Linked DNA regions of Mus musculus: all the other regions are linked to region 1. Evidence: chromatin loops called from intact Hi-C (ENCODE). Cell type or tissue: left cerebral cortex. All regions are shown on one strand.

Region 1 (4,000 bases):
TGTGTTCCAGGCTGGTCACAGGTATGAGTCCCAGCTGGATGACAGTACTTACACCTGTGCTAAACAGAGTCTTTGGGGCCTGTAGGATCCTGCAGGGGTCACAGCCATCAATGCAGTTACTAGATCTTAGGACTGGGGGAGTCGGCAGAGCTGCTGAGAGTGGTAGACAATATGCTGCGGCCTTGACTGTCTGTGGGGGTCCGTAGATGGGGATATGCTCTTGGATCTGGAGCCTCCATGGGCGCCCATGTAACCTTAGGTCTGTGTGCCTCTCCCCGGATCTCTTTGATGTCCAGCAGGTGACAGCCTCATCTAAAGTGTGATGGTGGTGACAGGCAGGAGGCCGCCCACTGCTGTGGTACATGGGGAAGCAACTTAAGGAAGGAAAGGACAGGATTGTTTCTGACACACGGTTTAAGGGGACACAGTCCTTTGTGTCTGGGAAGCATGCAGCGGGGTGTGAAAGGTGTCCCATTGTCACAGTCAGGGAACAGAGATGAACGCCCGTGCTCAGCTTGCTTTCTCTTTTTGACTCTGTCCAAGATGTCAGTTCAAGGCATGGTGCCACCCACTTTCAAAATGAACCTTTCCACCTTAGCTGAACCTCCTTAGACCTACGGTCACAGACACACCCAAGGGCTGTGTCTCCCAAGTGATTTCAAATTCAGTTAGCAAGGGTGATTAATCAGCACGGGGTGTATAGAATGTGGGCAGTGGGGCCTGATGGGATTACTCGCCCTTTCTCTGTCTCTCTCTGTCTGTGTCTGTCTGTCTGTCTGTCTGTCTGTCTGTCTGTCTGTCTCTCACACACACAACACACACACACACACACACATACAGGAGGACACATCCTTGCATCTCAGGGGACTGTAATGTATACACTCCAGTGCCACTGACACCAGCAGCAGTGTGGGGCTGCAGGTGACACCAGGGAAGCTGCAGATTTTGCTCACGTGATCCAGAACTCAGGGATGTGGAAAGCCTGACTCCAGGAGAGGAGGGGCATGAGGACCAGATGGGTTGTCGAGGCACTGTCGGAAGTCACCTACTGATCGGATCTGCTAAAGGCTCTTTCTTTCCAGCCGCCTGTGGAGTGGAATTCCTGAGGCCCACATGGGAGCTCACAGTTGCCCTTCATACATCCCACAGTCCTCCCATGCCCCTAAGTTCCCACAAAAAGGAGCCTTGCCCCCAAGGCACTGGCCTACTTCACTCCTATGAGAGACAGTGAACTTAGAAAGGGGTAGCATTAGGAGTTCTGTGCCCTGTCTTGAGCCTGCTACCAGCATGTAACTACAGGCCACATCTTCCCCACCAGGCCTTTCTCTGTAGGCAGAGGGATTATGGCGTTGATTTAAAACTCAGAGAAGATTTCGTGGGAAGCTTCTCTACTCAAAAAAAAAAAAAAAAAAAAGCAAGTAGCAATCAGGGATATCTTGCTCCGTTGGCTAATGGTTCTGGAGTGCTGAACCACCCAGCAGGGGTTCTACCAAGAGACTAGAGTTCTCTTTCTGGGAAGTGATTAAACTCCATGTACTGATCTTTGCTGCCCTCTGCTGGCCACAGCTGGCTGAGACACAAGGACACACGCTCCATGCATCTCAGACACAGCAGCCCTGAGAGATGGGGAACCTGATATTCAGAATGGGCAGGGCTTCCTCCAGGTCACACAGAATCAGCCCTGCGCTTGCCTCCTCTTCAGCGAAGCGGTTACTCCTGCGCCAACAGCAGCATTTCACTCAGAGACTCCATAGATAGGCACCTCACTGGACTGTAATCCAGAGGAAGATGGAATCTCACTTTACATGAATTGGCTTAGTCAAACAAGCTGTAGCTCTAATATATGAAGTTTCCTGGATGCTCCGACATGGAGAGGGCATGGAGAGAGTGGGATTTAGAGAGCACGAGGACTCCCCAGTGCTCACCCTTTCCAGGTGAGCTGCAGTCCTGAGAAGGCACTGGACGGTGCCTGGGGATGTGGAAGCAGAGTCTTTTACAACTAGAGTTAAATTATTTCATTATAGGGTAATCTTACTGATAGACTTTATATAGGTCTTAGGAGACAGCTCAGTCAGTAAAGTGGTTTCTGTATAAACAACACTAACACCAAGTTCTCTATCAGGAGGAGGGGGAGGGGGAGGGGGAAGTAGTTGTCATTGTTGTCCTCATCATAGTAATAGCAGCTGTTGTTGTTGTTGTTGTTGTTGTTGTTGTTGTTGTTGCTGTTGTTGCAGAAGGGGGAGAGGCTGTAACAGAGCACCTGGAAGCTGAGCTCCAGTCAAAGAGAACAGAGAGCCTTGGAGATCTGAGGCAGAGGAAGGGCCATTAAGAGACACTTTCCTGTTTGCTCTGAAGTGGGAGGTGCTTCTGGTGCCTGCATGGGACAGGTGATTGGTAGAGCCATTAACTAGACAGTAAAGAAAGGTAAGTAAGCATCCTCGTTAGGGGTTCTCTTGCTGTGAAGAGACACCGTGACTACAGCATTTAACCGGGGCTGGCTGACAGTTTCAGAGGTTTAATCCACTATTGTCATGGCTGGAAACGTGGCAGCGTCCAGGCAGATTTGGTTCTGGAAAGGTAGCTGAGACGTCTACATCTTGGTCCGCAGGCACCAGGAAGAGGCTGAGACATCCTAGACTTCCATGAGCATCTGGAAACCTTAAAGCCTATCCTCAGTGACACACTTGCTCCAAGGAGGCCACACCCACCCCAACAAAGCCACGCCCACTCTAACGAGGCCACACCTCTCAATAGTGCCAGTCCCTGTGAGCCTGTGTGGCCATTCTCATTCAGAGTATCACAGCAAGGAAGGAGAGGAAGGGCAGAGACTGAACACTAGTGTCCATTTTATTCTTGCCCCTTTGGGCTATCTCATGCCTCTAAGTATACTCGGTGATCTAGAATATCCCTGGGTGGGAATTTTCTTAATAATAATATGGTCACCTTGAGAAGACAGTGGTGATGTTCTTAAACTTTGTTTTTTGGTGTTTCTGTCACTGTGGAAAAACTTCCTGACATCAACTGGTAACAGAAGAGTTAATTCTGGCTCACAGGTTCTGAGATTTCAGTCCAAGCTTGGCTACATCTGTTGCTTAAGGAAGGAGGTAAGGCAGAGTCTCTGTGGCACAGGCTGCTCACCTCCCAGTGCTCAGGAAGCAGAGACTCTACCATCCTAGCGACCTTCCTCCTTCTTTCCCTCTTACTTCTGATCCCATGCCTGCAGGACGGTGCTACCTCCATACGTGCAGGGCTCATCTTCCACCTTTAGTTACCTCTAGAAACACCAACAGACACATCCAGAAAAATACTTTACTAATCCCCAAGTGTCTTGATCCAGTCAAAGTGACATGAAGATTAACCAACAGAGGCTATCTGTATACTTGTGAACATGGCAACACCTTGGGACTTGGACACTCAGGGTGAGTGCAAAGAAGACAAGTGTTTCTATGTGGGAAGAACCTAACTCAAGAGGAGCAAGAGAGACTGTGAGTGTGAACACTGAGTGGCCAGAGCCAGCTCAGGCCCTGAAAGGGAGCAATAGGCCTGGGTTGTGGCTCTCATGACCTACTGGACAATCCTTGTAAAAGATTGACGTCAACAGCAAGAACCAGTAACAACTTCCTCCTCCTCCTCCTCCTCCTCTTCTTCTTCTTCTTCTTCCTCCCCTCCTCCTCCTCCTCCTCCTCCTCCTCCTCCTCCTCCTCCTCCTCCTCCTCCTCCTCCTCCTCCTCCTCCTTCTTCTTCTTCTTCTTCTTCTTCTTCTTCTTCTTCAGACAGGATCCCACCCAGGTTGGCCTAGAACTCATGCTATATCCCATATGGCTTCAAACTCATAATGATCCTCCAGCCTCAGCTTTCCTACTGCAGGAGTTGTAGGTATAAGCCACTACACTGGGCTCCAAAGAATCCTTTCTACACACTATGGTCGTGAGCACTCAGAGTCACATACTAGCTCCATGTCCTAGAATAAACCTGGCCCCAGATCTCATCATTGAGGGCT
Region 2 (4,000 bases), 880 kb before region 1:
TCACAAACATCTGTAGTGGGATCTGGTGCCCTCTTCTGGTGTGTCTGAGGACAGCTATAATGTACTCACATAAACAAATAAATCTTTTAAAAAGTCCAAAAAAAATAGACTTTATGAAATCCATTTTGTTTTGCTAAATGTAAGGTCTTTTTCTGTTTTTCTTCTTTTCTTCTTTCCTCCCCCCAACCCCGCAAATAGCCCAGGCTAGCCTGAAATTTGTTTTGTAGTCTAGGCTGGCCTTAAACTTTCAGTCTTCTTAGTGCTGGGATTAAAAGCTTCTGGTTTTTTGTTATGTTTTTGTTTTGTGTTTTTTTGTTTGTTTTGAGACAGGGTCTGTATCCATAACCCTGGCTGTCCAGGAAGTTACTACATAAACCAGTCAGACCTGGTACACTGTGATCTGCCTGCCTCTGTCTCCCAAGAGTGGGGAAGGAAGGCTTGTGCCACTACAAAAATTTTATTTTCTTGTTTTTTAAACCAAAGAAGTTCTGCTACTGAGATGGTCTCACAATGTGTCCCTGGCTAGCCTAGAACTTCTGTGTAGAACACACTAGCTTTAAACTCAAAGAGATCCACTTGTTTATGTCTTCTGGGTATTTGGATCAAAAGCATGGGCCATCATGCCTGGTAAATTCCCATTTTAATAAAATTGATGTAAACAAAATGTATCTGTCCTAGTTAACTGAAAATTCTGAAAATAGGATGGTTTTAAAACCTGGGCAGTGGTGGTGCACGCCTTTATTGCCAGCACTTGGGAGGCAGAGGCAGGCGGATTTCTGAGTTTGAGGCCAGCCTGGTCTACAGAGCGAGTTCCAGGACAGCAAGCGCTACCCAGAAAAACCATCTTGAAAAAAAAAAAGATTAACAAAATGATAAATCCCCCTAACTTTTTTTTTTAAGTTTTATTTATTATTATACATAAGTACGCTGTAGCTGTCTTCAGATGCACCAGAAGAGGGCATCAGATCTCATTATGGATGGTTGTGAGCCACCATGTGGTTGCTGGGATTTGAACTCAGGACCTTTGGAAGAGCAGTCGGTGCTCTTAACCATTGAGCCATCTCTCCAGCCCCCCCCCCCCCCAACTTTTACTGTTTGTAACTTTTGTAGCTTCCTTCTTTCTGACCACCACTGTCCATGTGGCCAAAGCCTTCCCTCCGAGGTTCTGTTCTCTCTTGCTCTTATCTGCATACAATCTCTCTCACTCATGCCCTTCTGAAGTCCCTTATGGAGAACTAAGGACTTCCAATGCAGTTATTTGTTCCATGCGCTTGGCTTCCTCTTGGACTCACTAAGGTTTAGCTAAGTGGCTAGTGCACAGATAAGCTAAACGTTCAGAAAAAGACCCCATGATCAGTGTGGGAATCAGCGGGGTTACTTGCTCCGCTACTCAACTGCTTGTAGTACGTGATATCTAGGCAGCACATACAAGTATCTTCTCAGTACAAGCTTCAATCCTATGATCGTTTGCTGTTCAAGTTACCTGTTCTGACTGATAATGTTTGAAATCTTTGTCTTTTAAACAGAGCCAGTGATTAATGAAGAAAGTGAGGGAATTGACCACAACATTCAAATTAGGAGTCAAGGAATTATAGCTCTGAGTTACCATGACTGGGAGGTAAGGCCCTGCAGGCCCTGCGGGTCACCCCAGGGCGGTTCTGACCTGGTCCTCCTTCCCTACGAATGTTCCCACTGCCTAAGTGTTCGTCGTTTCTGAGCAGGAGATTGTGAAGACCTTTGAGATTTCGGAGCCTGTGATCCCGCTGAGTCAGAGCCAGCAGCGGCTCAGTGCCTGATGCCAGCAGCGGAAGGTACCGTTTCCCACACGACAGACAGCCACACAGTTGGATTAAAGTTGTATTAGGCAACCCCGAGCCTTAGTAGTTCCTCCTGCCCAGGCCATCTGGGGTTTGTCTCCCTCTAGCGTCCGGTTCCTGAACTGTAACTGGTAAAGGCAGGCAGGAGCGGGAGGCCAGCTACCGTGACCATGGTGTTCCTGAGCTCTATAGATGAAAAAGCAGCGGGGGGGGGGGGGGGGGGGGGGGATGATTGTTCGTGGGCTTGTTTTCACTAATTGAGTACATGAAATATGGAGACTTCTCCAGTGTTGTGATGGCACGAAGCAGAAAAGGAAGGTGGCAGTAGCATTCCCTCAGGGGAATACTAGTAAATGCACATTTCGGAAATGAATTATGCTATGAAAAAAAAAAAAAAACCTTCATTTTTACGAAGGGGGACATTTCTAGAAAGAAATCTTAGTAACAACTGGTATTCTGTCCTGAAGACAGCCATGGGTGGAATCGACCTTGAGTCTGTTGACCCTGCCCCTTGATTTTAAAACCTTGTGGGGTTAATTCGATTTACACGTTTTCCTTATCTGTAAGTCTGTTTATAAAATAACTGATCACTTTAGCTTCATCTTTTTTTCTAATTTTGAGAATTAAATTGAGCTTTTAAAGCACTTTATATAAATTCAGTGCGTATTTCAGTTGACTGAACTTTTGTTCCAAGAGAGCTTACCTCTGTCAGAGCATCTTGAGGGGAAGGGAACTAACTCTGTGAGGAGTGCAGCCTTTTAACCTGGCCCTACTCGGTGACAAGGGGCTGGTCACTAGACTGCATTTATGTGTATACTGCGAGTTTTGGGTTATCAGCTAATAACCAGCTGTCTTCCCTCTTATTTTATGTTTTTTAGGCCTGAAGGCAACAGTGAAACCCTGAAAGGGCAGCAGCATGTATTGTATATATGTATGATTAAATGTTTTTAAAGATGAAGATTTGTTTTTGGTAAAATGTAGCTTTTGATAGTTATTGGATCTGTCATGGTTGTCTTTGATTAAAGGAAATCCACTGCCATAGTCACAACGTGATCGTTTTTATTGTCTCTGGGAGTGTGTGTTAGGAGTGGGGTCCTCTTTTTTCCTAGTCCTGTCCCAATGAAGGTTTTACATAGGATGTTAGTGCCTGATAGATAACATAGTGTTTTTTATGTCTCTTTAGTTGTAAAGTTAGCTGGCCAAGCCAACAGATAGGTTGTCCCGAGATGAAATTTTTTTCCCTTTCGTGGGTTAAAAAATGGTTAAATATTTTTGGTGTGGCTTGGCCTATGCTTTACACCCAAGGAGCTATTACATCGTCTGGCAAGTCAGGCTGGGCTATGCCCCTAGCAGCACCAAGTGTCAGTCCATCCTGCTGCCAGTTCCTCTGCCCCGCTCATCCACGTTGGGCTTTCTAGTCGGCCCTTGATGGTTTCTGGGTTCCTTCTCCCGAGCTTTCTGCTTTAAGACTTTCCCTCCTATTTCAGGTACTCTTTCAGCACAAGGCTCTGGATTCAGGTTCCTCCTGTCTCCCAGGAGGTTGCTTTCTACTTTGTCTGGGGGTCACCCTTCACCATAAGAGTCTATGATTTTCATCAGGCTGTCTTCTTTAAGTAAGAATCACTTGGTGGCTGGAGAGATGGCTCGGTGAGTGACTGTCTCGTGCCCACATTAAAGTGGAAGAGGAGAATCAGCTCTACAGCTCTGGCCGCCACCTGGGAGCCGTGTGACTGTGCTCACTCCGCATGACCTGCCCTCACGAGTAATACATGAGAATTTAGTAAGAGCCGGGCGTGGTGGCGCACGCCTTTAATCCCAGCACTTGGGAGGCAGAGGCAGGCGGATTTCGGAGTTCGAGGCCAGCCTGGTCTACAGAGTGAGTTCCAGGACAGCCAGGGCTACACAGAGAAACCCTGTCTCGAAAAACCAAAAAAAAAAAAAAAAGAAAGAAAGAAAGAAAAAAGGATTCAGTAAGAATCACTTGGAAATCTAATCTACTGGCGAACCCTGGCGGAGGAGTCCCTCCTTTCCTGAGTCTCCTGAGTCTGTGGTATTGAAAGAACCTAGTGGGGAAACCCCACTCAATTTTCGATTCGCGCACCCAAGAATCACGAACAGACGACCATCTTGATGTAAAAGCATGAGGTAGTTTAATGACAGAGCTCCGGGCTGACACATATCTC
Region 3 (4,000 bases), 1.1 Mb before region 1:
TTGTACACTCCTTAAGGCAAGAGTCCCGATGCATATGTTCACGTCCCATCAGATGCTGCTCGCCAAAGGCCAAGGCCAAGGCCAGCAATTTGTAGTCTATTAGAGAATCTGACAGTCTCCCTGATACAGGAACTCCGAGGTCAACTTGCTATGAATTATACTAGAAAATGCAAACGGATAGCAAGGAATCCTGGTAGGTCTCGGCACTGCATACGGTCAAACCAACCTTATTTAGAAAGAGGACACAGTAGTGCATACGGAAGTGAAAGGAGACGCTGTTCACGGAATCGGAAGGACAAACAGTTGAGCCGACGCTCGTATTGCACGCAACGGCCAAGTCCACGCACTTGGCCCAGAGTTAGCTTTTTCCCATCTTGGCGATCAGCTCGTCACAAATCTTGGTGAGTTCTTCTATCTCTTTATTCTGAAAATGAAAGACAAGAGAGGTGTTCTTGGTGTTTGAAATTGAGCCAGTTACAGGGCTGGGGCGATGACTCAGTCAGCAAAGCCCATGTGTTGCAAGCTGAAGGATCTGAACTCAGCCCCCAGAATCCCAGAATCCTTCAGATATGGGAGTGCACACCTGCAAGCCCAGTATGGGAGGGAGGCAGACAGAGGGGGATCCTCGGCTAGCCTAGTCTGCTTATTAAGTTCTAGGCCAATGACTGACCCTGTCTTAAAAGTAATCAGAGACACTGGTCAAGTATAAAGGGACCATGAGAGAGGGGAATAGCAGGGTGCAGGTCTCTCACAGGTTGAAGGCAAGTCACCCATTGCTAAAGACACCACTCATTTTGGACAATGGTCTCAGGGGACTTGAGGTGATCTAACTTGAAAGCCTCTGACCTGCTGATCTACTTCCATAGCACCAGAAAACAAGGGGGGAAGGGGAGGGAGGGGGAACTGTAGTCGGGATGTAATATATGAGAGAATATGAAAGAAAAGAAAGTGCTATGAAAGTCAGCAAGGGAGGGAACCAATCCATAGTTCTATTCATCCATGACACCTATGATCACAATGTCCAGCTTTAAAAAAAAATGTATCTAAAGGTGATGGCCACCAACAGTTCTCGGTCTGTTCCATAGGAGGGAAATCCTGCCTGGCACTGGAAACCTCACAGCTACCCAGGACTAGTGAGGTATGGACTTTAGAGAGACCCTACTAGCAACACTTTATTAAAGTAGCACAATTCCTCACTGCCTTCTAGAAGAATTAGCTTCTCCCAGGGATGAGGCTTCTGTTGGTGACTCAAAACACAGTGGTTAGCCCTGAAATAATATATGCGCAAGCAACAAGTATATAAATATACATACCAAAAAGGTTAAAAAAAAAAAAAAAGGGAAGCAAGCAAGCCACCAAGCCAGGTGTGGTGGCACATGTCTGTTTGAGGCTAGCCTGATCTACATAGTGAGTTCCAGGCCACCAGGGCTACAGTGAGACCTGCTTCAACAGCAGCAGCTACTACTACTGTCACTAGTTAATCAGTAGCAACACTGGTCTCCTTGTAGGGGAGTTCACCCAGTCTCTTGGTCTCTTCTAAAGCTATCTACAGGAATTAGAGGAAGTAACTAGAAGCAAAACAAGTTTACATCCTAGCTATGGCTGGTAAGGGTGAGCGAGTTACACAGCCACTCCGAACCTTGGACTCCCCATCTTTAAAACGTTGGTGAGAATGAAATAAGGTAAGAAACGTGCGGTCTTGTAAATACAAAAATACAGTGAGCAGAGTGCAGTGGAGGGCTAGCTAGTATAGCTTTCATCCCTGGGCTAAGTTCCATGGCTCTTACATGGCTTTCCTGACAATGGCCCGGAGTTTAGAGAAATGCTAGCGCTGTTTAGAAGATGCCCAGTAGATGGCGCAGTAAAAGGCGCAGACAGCGATGGAGAGGCAGGCCACTTCAGGGGATTCCTCTCACACAGAAGCTATTCTTTGCTCATTCCTGAAACTCACTTAAAGGCAGATACACACATGCGGCACAGGCAACTGGGTGGCCGTTCCTGTCCTGTAGGATGGGGATCCAGCTGGGAGACGTCCAGCAGATGTGGCTCTACTCTCTGAGGGCTGAGACGCCAGGAGCCCAAGGCTGCTCTTGATCATGCACAAGTGGCCAGCAGCCCTCCCTGAGGACAGAGCTCCTGCATCTCATGTTTTCCTTTGAGATGCTGAGGAAGGTTGGCCTCCACCAACCCCTTTCCTGGAACCTCCTGCATCATGTCTCGGCTCAGCCCATGGCTGTCCCTGGGTTAGGACTCCAGGACTCCACACCACAGTGCCCACCGAACAGGGAACTGTGCCTTCGTGGGAGTGGAGGGGGGTAGCCGGGTGAGGAATCACTGTCTCCTAACAGCTTGACCATGCCTACGTCCTGCCTAGGCATACTCTGAGGCTCCAGCCCACACAAGTGCTAAAATCTCTGACCACTAATTCTAGTTATTCTCACCACCACTACTGCCCCCTGCTGGCTACAAATGGTAATCTTATTTTGCTGTGAATACCACATGCCAATCACCAAGCTAACGCCTTCCGCCTTCCGGGATGCTACCCCTTTAAAAGGAGCTGCTGTTAACCCATTTTTAGTGAGGAAACAGAGGCTTGGAGAGGTTAAGCGCTATGTGTAAGAGCACACAGCCAGTCAAATAGGAACAGATGTGTCCAGCCTAGAACACAAATTCCAGTTGTGCTTGCAACCACTCAGCTTCATTCTAATGTCTATTAATGTGCAGCGACTCACGGTGGAAGCCCCACAGGCCCACTGGAGGAGATCCGTCCCTAGAGTTAACCCCAGCACCATCAGCCACTACTGGGCAAGTAGCCCCATCGCGGAGCCCAGCATCTTGCATGGACCTGCCTTGAATGTGTTTCTGAATTTCTTTAAGACAAGCCTTGTTTGTTATACATCATACTGTCCTCCAGGGCGGAACACCAAGATCAGCTCATTCCTCCGGAAGCTTAGTTAGCGAGGGAATTACCTTTGCAGATAGATTTTAATCTTTGCTATTATCCAAGGCCAAGGGACCCAATTTGTTGGCATCCATGTATTTTAATCTACCGGAAAACACAGCAACACCTTCATTTGCTGCTCTGATTGGGCCAAGGACCTTGGAAATATATATCCTGGCTCCTCCTTCAGGAACTAACACTATATGGTGATTTAAACACATGTCTGATGGAACCTATATTGTGGAAACACTGACAACTGCCCCCCCCACACACACACACAATGACTAGAGGATGTGGTCTTTATTTTAATGGAACATTCCACTTCTATAAAAATATACATAGACCCAACAGCAAACCCGTAATGGTACTCAGTAATCAATGAATGAACAAATGCTTGGCTTTGCAGCTCTGTGTCTTGTCTCCATGGTGACTGCTTTGAACAATCAGCAGAGTCCAGAAATCACTCGTAGCTACAGTAGTCGCCATATGGCAATGGTTTGCCCTTCTCTTTCTAGAACAGTTCTTGGGTCAACTGACCAGCAGCCGTTACCTTTGTTTATCCTGGAAGAACGGGGCTAAATGATTCTCCAGAGTTGTTTTTGGAAGTGGGGTGGGGTTAGTATCACACTTGACATCAGGTAAATTCTCTTATCTAAAATATTTTCAGGGCTAAAGGGGACTGAGGAAGCAAGATGGAGGACGAGGCTCACCAGGGCCATACGATTGGTAGAGTGTGTGAGCGTCTGACCAGGTTCATTGCCAGGCTTTCTCTGACAGCACCTAGCAGAGGGAGTCAACACCCACCAGGGCAAAGGAGACTGGTACTCAGCCTAGACACCCTGCCTTCTTTGGACCACCCAGAACTGGAGTGTTTCTAGGATGGCAGAGGGCTTCACTGGGGCATCCAGGGACACAGTGGGTAAGTAGTAGGGTAGGTGGGCACACTGGAAATCAGGAAACCTAGGCATAGACTGAGTGACCTTTGGAGTTTATCTGAATGTGCCTGGCTCTGCCATCGCCCATCTTCTGTCAGCGGACTGGTGGGTTCCCCACCCACTC

The links. A loop is a pair of places that touch in the nucleus more often than their neighbours do. Peaks named below come from ENCODE experiments on the same cell type or tissue, not always from the same donor. Only the 100,000 strongest peaks of a DNase experiment are listed, where the experiment ranks them.
Region 2: a loop joins it to region 1, with 4 times the contacts of the local background. A loop is called at or near these places in 2 of 42 quality-filtered maps.
Region 3: it touches region 1 in a loop (6-fold over the local background); 4 of 42 quality-filtered maps call a loop at or near these places.

Annotation. Positions count from the first base shown.
Region 1 is chr7:129,646,717-129,650,716 of GRCm38, reverse strand. It overlaps Gm33122 (a long non-coding RNA gene), which reads left to right. Exons shown (of 5, transcript XR_869975.1): 4 at 1-21. Among named protein-coding and RNA genes, the nearest start is that of Gm51499, 2.6 kb to the left of the region's middle. In left cerebral cortex, a CTCF peak has its summit at 1,562 (motif pointing left); a DNase peak (open chromatin) is centred at 1,553.
Region 2 is chr7:130,531,388-130,535,387 of GRCm38, reverse strand. Nsmce4a (NSE4 homolog A, SMC5-SMC6 complex component) reads left to right here. Exons shown (of 11, transcript NM_001162855.1): 9 at 1,527-1,618; 10 at 1,722-1,811; 11 at 2,696-2,862. The coding sequence ends at 1,796. Among named protein-coding and RNA genes, the nearest start is that of Gm4275, 14 kb to the right of the region's middle. In left cerebral cortex, CTCF peaks have their summits at 34 (motif pointing left) and 1,917; a DNase peak (open chromatin) is centred at 1,909.
Region 3 is chr7:130,760,678-130,764,677 of GRCm38, reverse strand. Tacc2 (transforming, acidic coiled-coil containing protein 2) reads right to left here. Exons shown (of 22, transcript NM_001004468.3): 22 at 1-424. The coding sequence ends at 359. Among named protein-coding and RNA genes, the nearest start is that of Btbd16, 11 kb to the left of the region's middle. In left cerebral cortex, CTCF peaks have their summits at 1,852 (motif pointing right) and 2,461 (motif pointing left); DNase peaks (open chromatin) are centred at 571, 1,857 and 2,422.